Linked DNA regions of Homo sapiens: region 1 is linked to region 2. The links are chromatin contacts, found by Hi-C in ENCODE. All regions are on one chromosome and are shown on one strand. Each heading gives the region's core, a stretch centred on a gene start or an enhancer-like site at or near the end of the contact. The rest is flanking DNA. Distances are from core to core; before and after follow the strand shown.

Region 1 (6,864 bases), core at 2,692-5,191, 490 kb before region 2:
TATATTGCTGATACATATGTCAATATTTATAGAGTACTGTGTGCCAGGAACTGGAAGAAATATGGTCTGAAGGACGCCTCATTTAATCCAAGTGACAGCTTCCGAGGTGTTTTTACCGCTATTTCCCTGCAGCCTTGAGGGGTCAGTTGGCTTCTCTGAGGCGCACAGGTGGCAAATCCCAGAACATCTGGTGCCTGAGCCAGTGCTTGTCAATAACACCCTGCATAAGGAATTCACAGGCACACCTTTCCATTTTCCAGTGTGATTTTTTTGTTTTTTGTCTTTGCATATTAAGTTAAATGTTATTACAAAAGAGTCAAAACTTTAAAAAATTTAAAAGTAGATAATGGAAAAAATGTGACAGAAGGTTAAGATTAATTTATTATTAAAGAAAAAAATTTATTTTATTTATTTTTTTTTTTTTTTGAGATGGAGTCTCGCTCTGTTGCCCAGGCTGGAGTGCAGTGGTGTGATCTCGGCTCACTGCAACCTCCGCCTCCTGGGTTCAAGTGATTCTCCTGCCTCAGCCTCCCAGGTGGCTGGGACTACAGGTGCATGCCACCACACCAGGCTAACTTTTGTATTTTTAGTAGAGACGAGGTTTCACCATATTGGCCAGGCTGGTCTCAGACTCCTGACCTTGTGATCCACCTGCCTCGGCCTCCCAAAGTGCTGGGATTACAGGCGTGAGCCACCGCACCTGGCCTCCAGTGTGATTTCTGCTCTAGTTGAGGATTTAAGTGGGGTTCAGTTGCTCCCTTAGAGGGAGGCAGCACGCTCCTGCTGTGGTTAAGGGCACTGCAGCCTGAACCTCTGTGGTTAGGAGGGTGGGATATGAGAGAGAGAGAGAGGTCATGAGCTCATGATCTGGAAAGTTTGCAAGGCCTAAGTGGGTGTGCAGATGATGCCCAGGAGCCCCCATTGTGGAGTCCTGGGAGTCACCTGTGGCTCTGCCCTTGGCCTCAGAGGTGAGGTATCCATGGCCTTGCTTCTCCTCAGTATCTGTGTCTGGTCTTTGCAGCAGGTTCCTGGTGAAGGGTGGCTCTGGGTGACCCTTTTTCTGCACGCCCCACCATGGGGGGAGCATCTTTAGCCAGGGATCGGGGAGGGGGTCCTGGCGCGGGGGCAGAAGCCCCTCTGCATGAGAGCCCTAAGGTGCAGGCACACCAGCTGCTTTCAGCCCAGCCGTGGGGTCTGGGGAGGAGGCAGCTGTCCTGGTCCCTGGGCCCCCACAGTCAGTGCCGCCTGCCCCTGGTGGAGGAAGTGTGCGCTGGTGGTTGCCCCTGAAGCCTGGTGGCTGAGGGATCCCTGGGCAGGAGGCATAGCTCGGCAGCTGGACTTGGAGGTGGATGAGACAGACAAGATGCCCCCATCCCTGGACTGGGCGGGTCACCAGGCACTTGCTGCCCTCACAGCTTGTACATCAGCATCAGACAGCGCCCGGGAAATGCAGAGCAGGGCACAAGCACAGGGCACCGCGAGGGCGGCCTGGGGAGATTGGACTTTGGCAGAGGGTATGTGTGTTGGGGGCCAACGGAGCAGCGTGGCTTTGTTAGACACCCGAGGAACTGCCGCTCCTGAGCATGCCTCCAGGGACTGGGCCTGGTTCCTGAAGCAGCAACACTGTCACCTGCCAGGGGGCACTGCTCGTGCCTGGCAGGCCGTGCTGGGGTCTCTTTCAGGCCAGGGCTCTGGACACCAGTGACCTCTCCTAGAATTGTCAGGCCCTTTTCCCTTCAATGAGAGAGATGCCTACATGGCAACATTTATATCATCAGACAGCAAGAAGTTTGCTTTTAGAATTTTGGCCCTTTTCCACTGCCGTTCTCTTGAGAACGCTGGAGGCCAAGGCTGAGCTCCCAGCCAGGAGACCGGACGGGGTCCCCTCGAAGTTTTCTGTTGCACACATCACTCAGCTGTGGGGACACTGAGGGTTGTGGCTGTTGAGCTGTGGGAAGGAAAACATCCAAGGTCATAGGAGGCATGAATGTCCAGGAAGAGTATTTGAAGAAGCCATTCCTATTCCCGCGGAGAGGAGCCTGCGGGAGGAATTCCCGGTGACCAGGTAAAGTGGGTCTCCTGGGAGCCGTCACGTTACACCGCCAGGGGGCAGTAGCTAACAAAAATGATTTCCTGGGATTTCGGTGCTTCCCCATGAAATTATTGTTTTCATAACACCTTGTACAAAGCCTGTCCTAACCTTTTATCCTCCCAACGAAAACTGTCACCGAGGAGCAGGAATGACTGCCATTTACCAACGTCTGCTCTCATTAAGCACAGGGCCACATGCCACTAAAAGAAGGCTTGTTCCTGACAGGCAGGCACCCAGACACAAATTCCAGGTCACAGGGAAGTGGACAGACCCATTCTTGGGCAACCCAGCAGCTTTTGCAGGCTGGGATTAACAATATGCAGAGAAATACACTAAAATGGCAGCTATGTTGACATCAAGACTTACATCATTTTGCTTTTGTTTTCTATTTACATTCCTATCTGCCAACTTTCCTACAGAAATAGAATATGTGTTGGTGTTTTTAAGAATAAATCTTGCCCTCCTAGTGCCCTTTCTCCTTTCCCTGTACCTAATCCTGCCCTTAGGATCCACTTTTCTTCTCCTCATCCCCTCCGTTGGATACCCCCATTATCCATGTCCAAAGTCTTAACTCTTTGGTCTTTAAGTAAGGGATTACCTTGGTGTTTGGATCGCCTGTTTTAAAGTCAGATACCCAGGTGAAATGGTCACTTCTTTAGTGCCTCGCAATGTCTATTGTATTAATGGTAAACCAATGGTACTGCAGTTAAGATCAATGAATCCCTTCTCCAATGCAATTCGTTCACCAAGTTCTTACAGAGCACTCTCTGTGGGCCCTGGGTCACAGCCCTGACCAGAAAGGCAGCTTCTGCCTGCACAAGCCTGGTGGGAGAGACGGGGAGCAGGGCAGGCCAGTGAGTAACTGAGACAGTGAGGAAGCACAGGCTCTATGCCTAAACGCAGGGGACCCAGACTCTGTTATTCAGCTCCCGTACAACACCCACAAGTTCACCATTGTTTACATAATGTTTCCTTTAAACTGACTCACTTTTTAAAATGTACTAAAATACATTGATTTGAAAATGAAAGTTAATATCCCTATCATAAATGGGAACCCAGTGTCACTGCCATAAGTAAAAATAAATGCAGTGAACAGCAACCAATGTGAATAAAATCCCGCTAAACGCCAATGCCCACACCCTCTTCATTAAAAGGGAAGATGAGCAGGTGTTGAGGAAATGCTAAAATCGGAAGGCCTCAAGTGGAGACTCGCTGCAAGAACAACTGAAAGGCCTTCAAGGGAATTTCAAAAAGGAGTAGCTTTCACAGTGTGTGATTCAGCATTATTTAATGCTATGGCCTGCTACTGTCTGAAATCATTTTCCATTTAACCTGCAATAATAATCTCATGTGCAAGAGAGAGAAGTCGCTCAGTGGGAGCTGGAGGAAGACAGAGACTGCGAGTATCAGCAAAGTAGCAGGAAGTGAGAAGGGAAGAAACCCGACCTCTGCCCTCCCACCCTCTCCACAGCCTCCCGTTGGCTGACCCTAAGCAGAAATCACATGGCAAGCCAGCCTAGAGACACAATCCCTAGGACCAGCCACCCGGGCAACAGGGCGGGGCAGAAAAGGTTGTGGGGAGGTAGAGCAAGCGGAAAAGCCCACAGCCTTGCTGGGAACACTGCTGCCCTGCACGTGTGAGGGCAGACACACTCAGCCTGAAGCCAGAGTTGGGGTGGGGACAGAGGCGTGCTCCAGAAAAGGAAACCTCAGGGCCAGCCTGGGAGGGAGACAGGCACACGCTGCCCCCATCGAGTACTCATGTGATCCTTTCCATCCTGCAGTCTCAGTGAGCATCAACAACCTGTACCCAGGCTGCGAGAACGTGAGTGTGAGGAGCCGCAGCATGATGTTCGAGCCGGGTCTTACCAAAGGGATGCTGGAGGTGTTTGTGGCCCCGACCCACCACCCGCACTGCTCGGCCGATGACCAGTCCACCAAGGCCATCGACATCCAGAACGCTTATTTGAATGGTATGCCCTGCCTGCCCCAAGGGAAGGACCTCAGGTTTCCCTTCAACAGGGTTGTAAGTCATCCCTAAAGGGAGCTTGTCCTGAGCTGTATCTGTCACTTCCAGAAGGAAATCCAACACAGACTGATATTCAGAGTGAGCCAGGACTGAAGCATGGCTGGCTACCATCCCTAAACAGTGAAATTAAACACTGGGGTATTGTCAGCGCCTAGTAAAGCACTTGGCATACAGTAAGTGCTTGATAAATGACTGTGGAGTAAATTAATAATATTTGTACATATTTATGGGGTACGTGTGATATTTCATTGCGTGTATAGAATGTGTATGTAATGATCAAGTCACATTATGTGAGGTGTCCGTCACTTTGAGTTTTTATCATTTCTATGTGTTGGGAACATTTCAAGTCCTCTCTTCTAGCTATTTTGAAAAATACAACGCATTGTTAACTATAGTCACCCTATTCTGCTATTGAACACTGGAATGTATTTCTTCTATCTAACTGCATGTTTGTACCCATTAACCAACCTATCTTCATTCCCCTCTCCACACACACACACAGCCTTCCCAGTCTCTGGTATCTATCATTCTACTCCCTACCTCCATAAAATCAACTTTTTTAGCTCCCACATGTGAATGAGAACATGCAGTATTTATCTTTCTGTGCCTGGGTTATTTGACTTAACATAATGACCTCCAGTTCTATCCATGTTGCTGCAAATGACGTGATTTCATTCTGTTTTATGTCTGTGCATAAATAGTGTTCTGTTATGTGTATACCACGTTTTCTTTATTCATTTGTTCCTTGATGGACACTTAGGTCAATTCCGTATCTTTGCTATTGTGAATAGTGCTGAAGTAAACATGGGCGTGCACGTATCCCTTTGATATACTGATTTCCTTTCCTTTGGAAAAATGCACAGTAGTGGAATTACTAGATCATATGTTAGCTCAATTTTTAGTCTTTTTGAGAAATCTCCATGCTATTTTCCATAATAACTGTACTAATTTATATTTCTACCAACAGTATATAAGAATTCTCTTTTCTCTGCATCATTGCCAGCTTCTGCTATTTTTTTTTTGTCTTTTTAATAATAGCCATTCTGATTGGTGTAAGAGGGTGTCTCACTGTGGTTTTGATTTGCATTTCTTGGATGATTAGTGATATTGAACATTTTTCTCATTTACCTGTTGGCCATTTGTATGTCTTCTTTTAAGAAATTTCTATGCAGGTTCTTGCTCATTTTTGTTTTCCTTTCTTTTTCAACTTGTATTTTAGATTCAGGGGTCCCTGTGCAGATTTGTTACCTGGTCATATTGCATGATGCTGAGGTTTAGGGTACAAATGATCCCTCCCTCCCACCCCCTCTAGTAGTCCCCAGTTACTATTGTTGCCATCTTTACATCCATGAGTACCGAATGTTTAGTACCCCCTTATAAGTGAGAACATGCCATATTTGGTTTTCTGTTCCTGTGTTAATTCACTTAGGATAATAGCCTCCAGCTCCATTCATGTTGCTGCAAAGGACATGATTTTCTTCTTTTTTATGGCTTCATAGTATTTCATGATGTATATGTATCATATTGTCTTTATCCAGTCTGCCATTGATGGGCGCCTAGGTTGACTCCGTGTCGTTGCTGTTGTGAATAGTGCTGCAATGAACATACTAGTGCATGTGTCTTTTTGGTGGAACAATTTGTTTCCTTTCGGATATATACCCAGAAATGGGATTGCTGGGTCAAACAGTAGTTTTAAGTTCTTTGAGAAATCTCCAAACTTCTTTCCACAGTGGCTGAACTTATTTACATTCCCACAACGTATAGGTGTTCTCTTTTCTTCACGCCCTCACCAGCATCTCTTGTTTTTTTGTCTTTTTAGTAATAGCCATTCTGATTGGTGTGAAATGGTATCTCATTGTGGTTTTGATTTGCATTTCTCTGATGATTAGTGATGTTGAGCTTTTTTTCATATGTCTGTTGGCTACTTGTATGTCTTCTTTTGAGAAGTGTCTGTTCGTGTCCTTTGCCCACTTTTTAATGGGGTTATTTGGTTTTTACTTGTTCAACTCTTTAAGTTCCTTATAGATTCTGGATCTTAGATTATGCCTTTTTGGATGCATAGTTTGTGAATATTTCCTCCCATTCTGTAGGTTGTCTGTTTACTCTGTTGACAATTTCTTTTACTGTTCAGAAGCTCTTTAATTAGGTCCTACCTGTCAATTTTTGTTTTTGTTGGCAATTGTTTTTGAGGACTTAGTTATAAATTCTTCCCCAAGGTCAGTATCCAAAATGGTGTTTCCTAGATTTTCTTCTAGGATTCTTATAGTTTTGAGGTTTTACATTTACAGCTTTAATTTATCTTGAATTTTTTTTTTATATGGTGAAAGGTGGGAATCCAGTTTCATTCTTCTGCATGTGGCTTACCAGCTATCCCAGCGCCATTGATTGAATAGGGAGTCCTTTCTCCATTACTTATTTTTGTCAACTTTGTCGCAGATTGGGTGGCTGTAGGTGTGCAGCTTTATTTCTGGGTTATCTATTCTGTTCCACTGGTCTATGTGTCTGTTTTTGTACCAGTACCATGCTGTTTTGGTTACTGTAGACCTTTGCCCACTTTTTGATGGGATTGTTTGTTATTTTACTGTTCAGCTGTTTGAGTTCCTTGTATATTCTGGATATTAATCCCTTGTCACATAAATAGTTTGCAAAATATCTCCCATTCTACAAATTGTCTCTTCACTCTGTTAATTGTTTCCTTTGCTGTGCAAAAACTGTTTAGTTTAATACACTCTAAGTTGTCTAT
Region 2 (7,116 bases), core at 2,983-5,482:
AAACAAAGTAGGCATTTTGCTCACACACACAAACACACACACACACACACACAAAGTCAACATAATCTTTGCTGAGACATTTGCATTTGATAATTTAAAAAATCAAACTAATCTAATCTCAGTTTTCCCAACTAAGATTCTTCTTTTCAATTCTGCATTTATGGGTTATAAAACCAATTTCTTGATAGTTTATTTTTCTGAAAATAATTGGATTCCTATACATGGCCATCTGACATTAGATATTATTATTATTGTTGTTGTTGACATTTTGCCTCTTTGCCTTTGCAGTAGGTCACTAAAGAAGCAGTTCCTTGAAAAACTGAATTTCTATTGTCTCTGTCAGAAAAAAATCATTCATTAGCAGGAGAAGAACAGCAAGAGATCAATCACATAATCTGTAAGTACTTTCTGGAAAGAAACAGTTTAATTTATGGTTCTCAACCTCAGTGACACGCTGCAATCACCAGGGCTCTTTAAAACATCCTGATCCCCTGCTTTCCCTCCAATCCCAGGGGTCTGAGGACATTGGTTTGGACATCGGGGGTTTTCAAAGCTCCCCCAGTTAAATAAATGGGAACAATAGCCTGAGAACCTGTTGACACAACTGTAATCATGGTAGCAAAGGTATTGATGGCTGAAGGGGAAACTGCACCTGTCTGCGTGGGAACAGTCACTGTGGGAGCAGAGGGTCCCACCCACTGCCAATGGCCCCATCTGCCTGGCACCTCTCACTACAAGCATCAGTTTAACTTTGTTCCTACCATGTTTTTCAGTTGTATTTTAAAAATCTTGATTCTAAGTTCTTCCCAGGGTTTAAAACCATTGTTCAGGGTTTGTTTTTTAATGAAATATCATGAAATGCTTTCATGATGTTCCAAAGTCATAAAAAAGGGAACTGTGTGTTAGATACGTACAGATCCTTGTTAATAGAAAAAGAACAAAAGATCTATTGCCTTCATCTTCCTAAAAATAGTAAGCAGTTAAGGCTTTGGAAATGCAGATGGAAATGAGAAAGAAAACATGTGGCTAATGAACACAGGTGCTTTGAATCACTTTAATTTTGGAACAGAATTGAACAGAGGAAGGGGATGCAAAAAAGAATCAGGATCTTGACAAGCTGTGTGATTTATCCACTTTCATGTTTTTAGCTAATAAAGCAAACAATTTAGAAAACTGTCACATTCTTGGAGTCTTATAACTTGGACATTCTTTTAAATTGGATGTCTAGTGAGAAGGTCTAGCATGGCGGATGCTGCGGCTACTGGTCCAGGAAGCACATTTTGAGAACCACTCAGCTAGAAGATTATTGCATTCATCCAGGTGAGAGAAGATGAATCTGAAATAAGGCAATGGTGAAAGAGGCAGGACAAATCTGAGAAATATTTAGGAGTATTATTACAATTCTCCAAAGAAACAGAACAAATAGAATGTGTGTGTGTGTGTGTGTGTGTGTGTAGAGATTTATTATGAGGAATTGGCTCACAGGATTATGGAGGCTGAGAAGACTCATGGTCTACTGCCTGCAAGCTGGAGACTCAGGAAAGTTGATGGTGTACTTCAAAGGCCTGAGGGCGTGAAAGCCAGTGATGTAGATTCGTAGATTCCAGTCTAAGTTTGAGGGCCTGAGAACCTGGAGCACTGAAGGCAGGAAAAAATCAATGGCCCAGCTTCAACAGCCAGGCAGAGTGAATTCAACCCTCTTCCACCTTTTTTGTTCTATTTAGGCCTTCAACAGATTGGACGCTGCCCACCCACATCGGGGAGGGCCACCTGCTTTTCTCAGTCCACGAATTCAAATGCTGCTGTCTTCCAGAAACACCTTCACAGACACATCCATTATATATTAAATACAATGTGTTGCTAAATATCTGGGCATCCTGTGGCCCAATCAAGTTGACACACAGAATTCACCACTACAGGAGTCAGGGTTAAAATGATTGGATGATTATCTTGAGATCAGCGGGTCAGCTCCCAGGTTTTGAAATTGAGTGACACGGTAGGAAATGCCCAAACCAGGTATCTCAGGAAACACAGGATAAGTTTGATGAAGAGAAGACAGAGCTTCTGCTTTGGGCACATAAAGTTAAGATGCAAATCGTGGTTTGGGTTTTTATTGTAGAAACCCAGGCAGCAGTTTGGAAGATTGGTCTGGAGTACTAAAGAGAGATTTATCTAGAGAGAGACTTGACAGTCATTGGCATTTGGGCTGGGTGAATCCACAGATCCTTTAAGGAGAACGATGTGAGAGACTGGGAGAAGGAGAGAAATCTGAACATTCAAGTCACTGAGAACGAAGTGGCAGTGGAGAGAAGAGCAGCAATCACAGAAATGGAGCAATGAGGAAGGAAGGAGGGGATGGCATCTGTGCCAAAAGTCAGCGGGAGGGCATGCAGGAGAAGGATGGGAAGTGTCTACAACTCTCATGATTCTGGGTAAAACTGGAGTCCTGTGTTCTAGTAGTCTCAATAGAGGGAAGAAGGTGGAAGCTAGATTTTAAATGGGGTTGAGCCAGAAGGGAAGTTAGGAGGGAAATGAAACTATTTTTAGAAATTTGGCTATGAAGAAGACTTGAGGTGGATAGCTCTCTATCTTTTAAGGTGAAAATCATGCAATTTTGTTTATATCTCGAGAGAAAGAGGCTGTGAGTGTTGCTGGAGGGCTCGGGAAGGTCTCTGGATGCCAGTGAGACCCCAGCCCCAGCCGGTTTTCCAGGTTCTTGACAGCATCACAAGAACGAATTCAGGGGGGAGTCGAGTCAGAATGAAGCGCAAGGCGAGAAGCTTCCATTGCAAAGCGAAAGTGTGCTCTTGAGAGGAGCGTAGCCATGCCCGTGAGAACAAGTCAGGCACAACGGAGGCTGGGTTTCTTATTTTAGGGATGTTTCTTTCTCTTTCTTTCTTTCTATTTCTTTCTTTCTTTCTTTCTTTCTTTCTTTCTTTCTTTCTTTCTTTCTTTCTTTCTTTCTTTCCTTTCTTTCTTTCTTTCTTCTTTCTTTCTTTCTTTCTGTCTTTTTTTTTTGAGACGGAGTCTCTCTTTCGCCCAGGCTGGAGTTCAGTGGCGCGATCTCGGCTCACTGCAAGCTCCGCCTCCCGGGTTCACGCCATTCTCCTGCCTCAGCCTCCCGAGTAGCGGGGACTACAGGCGCCGGCCACCACACCCGGCTGATATTTTGTATTTTTTAGTAGAGACAGGGTTTCACCGTGTTAGCCAGGATGGTCTCGATCTCCTGACCTCCTGATCTGCCTGCCTCATCCTCCCAAAGTGCTGGGATTACAGGTGTGAGCCACCGCGCCCAGCCCGGATGTTTCTTTAATAAGGGGGTGGAATGCTCATTAGGTATTCTGGAAAAGGAGGGGATTTCAGGGACTCCTCCCCGCTCCTGTTATTGCCTCCTTTCTCCCTTATTTGGGTTTACCTGGAAGAGTCATGGACATGTCACCCTGACCAGGGTTTTGGTCATTTTCTCTGCCTTATTTTGGGCTTTCTCTACCCTGTGGATTATTTGCCTAGCCCCTGCTTCAGGGGTTCTTTGGGTTTGTCCATACTCCTGCAACTACCCGTGCTATTCCTATCTCCTTAGAGGAGGAGAGATTGACGATATCGAAGAGAAATTACTCTGCTCTGTGGATCTCATTGGCACAGGTTCCTGCTGAAGTCTGAGGGGAAAAGGGGATTCTGGAAGGCGGAGAAATGGATGGATCCTGTGGAGAGGCCAGACAGCTTCCGAGCAGCTGAGAAAGAAGGAAGTCAGCCAAGGTCTGAAAGAAGAGAGATAGATGCTGGAGAGCATTTAAATGAAAAGAATTTAACCAGAAGTATCGGCAGAAGTAAAAGAAAAGCCATGTTGGGGGAACCTAAAGATTAGCCACAAAGGTTAAGGGAAAGGAGGGAGGAGAGGAGACGTTACTGCAGCCTGTGAAGGCCAGAGCAAGAGGCGTGGCCGTGGAAAGTGCAGGAAGTATGGCTATGGAGAGTGCTGGGGTGTGGCTGTGGTGGGTGCAGGAAGCGTGGCTGTGGAGCGGGTGTGGTTATGGACGGAGTGTGGCTGTGGAGGGGGTGTGACTGTGGAGGGTGCTGAGTGTGGCTGTGGTGGGTGCTGGGGGTGTGGCTGTGGTAGGGGAGGTGTGGCTATTGGATAGTCACAGCTGTGGTGGGTGCAGGGGGCAAGGCTGTGGTGTAGGAAGTGTAGTGTGGCTATTGAATGGGGTGTATAGCAGTGGTGAATACAGGAGGCATGGCCTTGGTGGGTACAGGAGGCATGGCTATAACACAGGAGGCATGGCCTTGGTGGGTGCAGGAAGCATAGCTGTGATGCAAGAAGCATGGCCTTGGTGAGTGCTGGAGTATGTTCTCTAAAGACACTGTGAACACTATTAGCCCATACTGAACCACTGCTCCTGGAGAAATACAGGGTTAGCTTCCACGCCTCTGATCACTACATTTTTGTCATCCAACCAATACATATTTTTGTTTTATGTGTTTTTATCTACAGACACCTTGTTTAATATACGTTTCTTACCAATAGTTAACTGTATGTATTATTCTTTATAATAAAACTCAAGCTGGGAAGAGTTTTGCGTTTTCCTGACCTTGGGTAATGTGACTAAAAATTTATTTGGCTGTCAGCCTCACAACAATGCTGTCCACTAAACTTTTTTTTTTTTAGATGGAGTCTCGCTCTGTCGCTCAGGCTGGGGTGCAGTGGTGCAATCTTGGCTCACTGCAACCTCCACCTCCCGGGTTCAAGAGATTCTCCTGCCTCAGCCTCTTGAGTAGCTGGGATTACGCGCACCAACACGCCCGGCTAATTTTTGTATTTTTAGTAGAGATGAGGTTTCACCATGTTGGTCAGGCTGGTCGCGAACTCCTGACGTCGTGATCCGCCTGCCTCAGCCTCCCAAAGTGCTGGGATTACAGGCGAGCCACCGCGCCTGGCCAGTCCACCAAACTTTTAATGTCATCTCATGAATCCACAAATTTCACTGGTTTTTTTTCTTCTTCTTGTTTTTCCATAACTTTACCAGGTACTATAGATGTTACTTGGGCACTTTTCAGAGTGGCCTCACATCTGCGTCAATGACTTTCCTCTTCCTCCTTCTGGATGTAACATATTGTTGACTCATTGCTGTTGAACTTACTGTCAACAGCACTGTAACTCATGCCTGAGCCAAGCTTGTCTAACAGGTATATTTTCTCTGTAAAGCACATCACAGCCTTTCTGCACTTAGGAACATTAGACAGCACTTCAGCAGTACACTTGGGGGCCATTTTAAACAATTAAATCACTGATAGGCTCCGCTCCGCTCAGGGCGGCCCCAGACACGGGTTTCCCATGGCAGCACCACGGCACGCCCGGCGCACCTGCTGCCCCGAACCCCTGGCTCCAGGGGGCAATGAGGGGGCAGTGGAAGGGGCACTACTCCTCGGGCATTGCCTAGAGAAGCGAGACCGTCCCGCCCTCCCGCTGGCCCTCCTTCTCTCCCGCCCGGGGCCCGCGCAATTCTCCGCCAGAGGGACAGTCGGCCTCATATGTTAAGACCTCTGATCACTAGATCCCCTGCATCTCCACTGAACAACCAAGGCACCCCTACTCCGGCACAACTCACAAAATCCAATGCGCATGTCCACACTGATGTGGGCAGCCACATGTACACCAGCAGCCTGGCCACCCTCACCAAATACCCTGTATCCAGAATCAGAAGACTTTGTGATGGTACAGAGCCCATAGTTTTGGACAGTCTCAAACAGCACTATTTCACTGACAGAGATGGACAGATGTTCAGATATATCTTGAATTTTCTACGAACATCCAAACTCCTCATTCTTGATGATTTCAAGGACTACACTTTGTTATATGAAGAGGCAAAATATTTTCAGCTTCAGCCCATGTTGTTGGAGATGGAAAGATGGAAGCAGGACAGAGAAACTGGTCGCTTTTCAAGGCCCTGTGAGTGCCTTGTTGTTTGTGTGGCCCCAGACCTCAGAGAAAGGATCACGCTAAGTGGTGACAAATCCTTGGTAGAAGAAGTGTTTCCAGAGATCGGCGATGTGATGTGCAACTTTATCAGTGCAGGCTGGAATCACGACTCCACGCACATCGTCAGGTTTCCACTAAGTGGCTACTGTCACCTCAACTCAGTCCAGGTCCTCGAGAGGTTGCAGCAAAGAGGATTTGAAATCGTGGGCTCCTGTAGGGGAGGAGTGGGCTTGTCCTAGTTCAGCAAATACGTCCTTCATAGGGAACTGAGGCGGATGCCTTCCCGTACCCTCCATCATCTGGATAAAGCAAGAGCCTCTGGACTAAACGGACATATTTCTTATGCAAAAAGGAAAACACACACAACTAATAAACAAATAATAAAAAAGGGACATTTGTGTGCAGTTGGGACAGAAAACCAAGTCCTGCACCTAAAATTGAATAAAAGATGCATTTATATGCAATAGAGACCACACCTGTATTCATATGGGAACAATTGGAATAGTGATATCCTCAAGGTGAAAAAAAAAAATATATATATATATATATATGTCAAAAGGTAGGAAATGCAAAAAAGAAAAAAAAAAAAAGGTGACAGCCGCAGTTGGTGCTGTGATAGCCATGAAATATCCTGGGCCCCCCGAGGCCTCTGACCAATAAACAAGCCGTGAATGGTGAGGACAGTTTCCTCACAGTTTCCATTGCCAACAGCCATCCATTCTTTCTTTTTCCTTTGTCTTTCTTTTTCCTTTTTTAAAAAACAAAACAAAACAAAAAAAAACAAGCCCAGGCGTGGTGGCTCACGCCTGTAATCCCAGCACTCTAAGAGGCCGAGGCAGGCGGATCACCTGAGGTCGGGAGTTCGAGACCAGCCTGACCAAAATGGAGAAACCCCGTCTCTACTAAAACAAATACAAAATTAGCCAGGTGTTGTGGCACATGCCTGTAATTCCAGCTACTCGGGAGGCTGAGGCAGGAGAATTGCTTGAACCCTGGAGGCGGAGGTTGTGGTGGGCTGAGATTGTGCCATTGCACTCCAGTCGGGGCAAGGAGAGCGAAACTCTGTCTCAAAAAAAAAAAAAAAAAAAAAAAAAAAAGCACCTTGAATCAAGTTTCTTTGTATATGGAGGTTCTACGTC

What was found. Hi-C counts contacts between places; a loop is a spot of excess contacts on that map. Pooled maps may share reads with other maps.
Region 1: a loop to region 2 is called in a map of naive thymus-derived CD4-positive, alpha-beta T cell, with 5 times the contacts of the local background. The contact joins two enhancer-like sites. A Hi-C loop is called at or near these places in 2 of 168 maps with a recorded cell type or tissue (endothelial cell of umbilical vein and naive thymus-derived CD4-positive, alpha-beta T cell) and 8 of 50 pooled maps.

Annotation. Positions count from the first base shown.
Region 1 is chr9:87,682,675-87,689,538 of GRCh38, forward strand. DAPK1 (death associated protein kinase 1) reads left to right here. Exons shown (of 26, transcript NM_004938.4): 21 at 3,877-4,065. Among named protein-coding and RNA genes, the nearest start is that of CTSL, 40 kb to the right of the region's middle. Within about 2 kb of position 3,942, at least 5 of the 41 ENCODE cell types and tissues checked have a DNase peak (open chromatin) inside an H3K27ac peak, as active enhancers do.
Region 2 is chr9:88,175,144-88,182,259 of GRCh38, forward strand. It overlaps the pseudogene LOC389768. Among named protein-coding and RNA genes, the nearest start is that of SPATA31C2, 40 kb to the left of the region's middle. RefSeq lists enhancers at 4,743-5,335, 5,336-5,927. Within about 2 kb of position 4,233, at least 2 of the 41 ENCODE cell types and tissues checked have a DNase peak (open chromatin) inside an H3K27ac peak, as active enhancers do.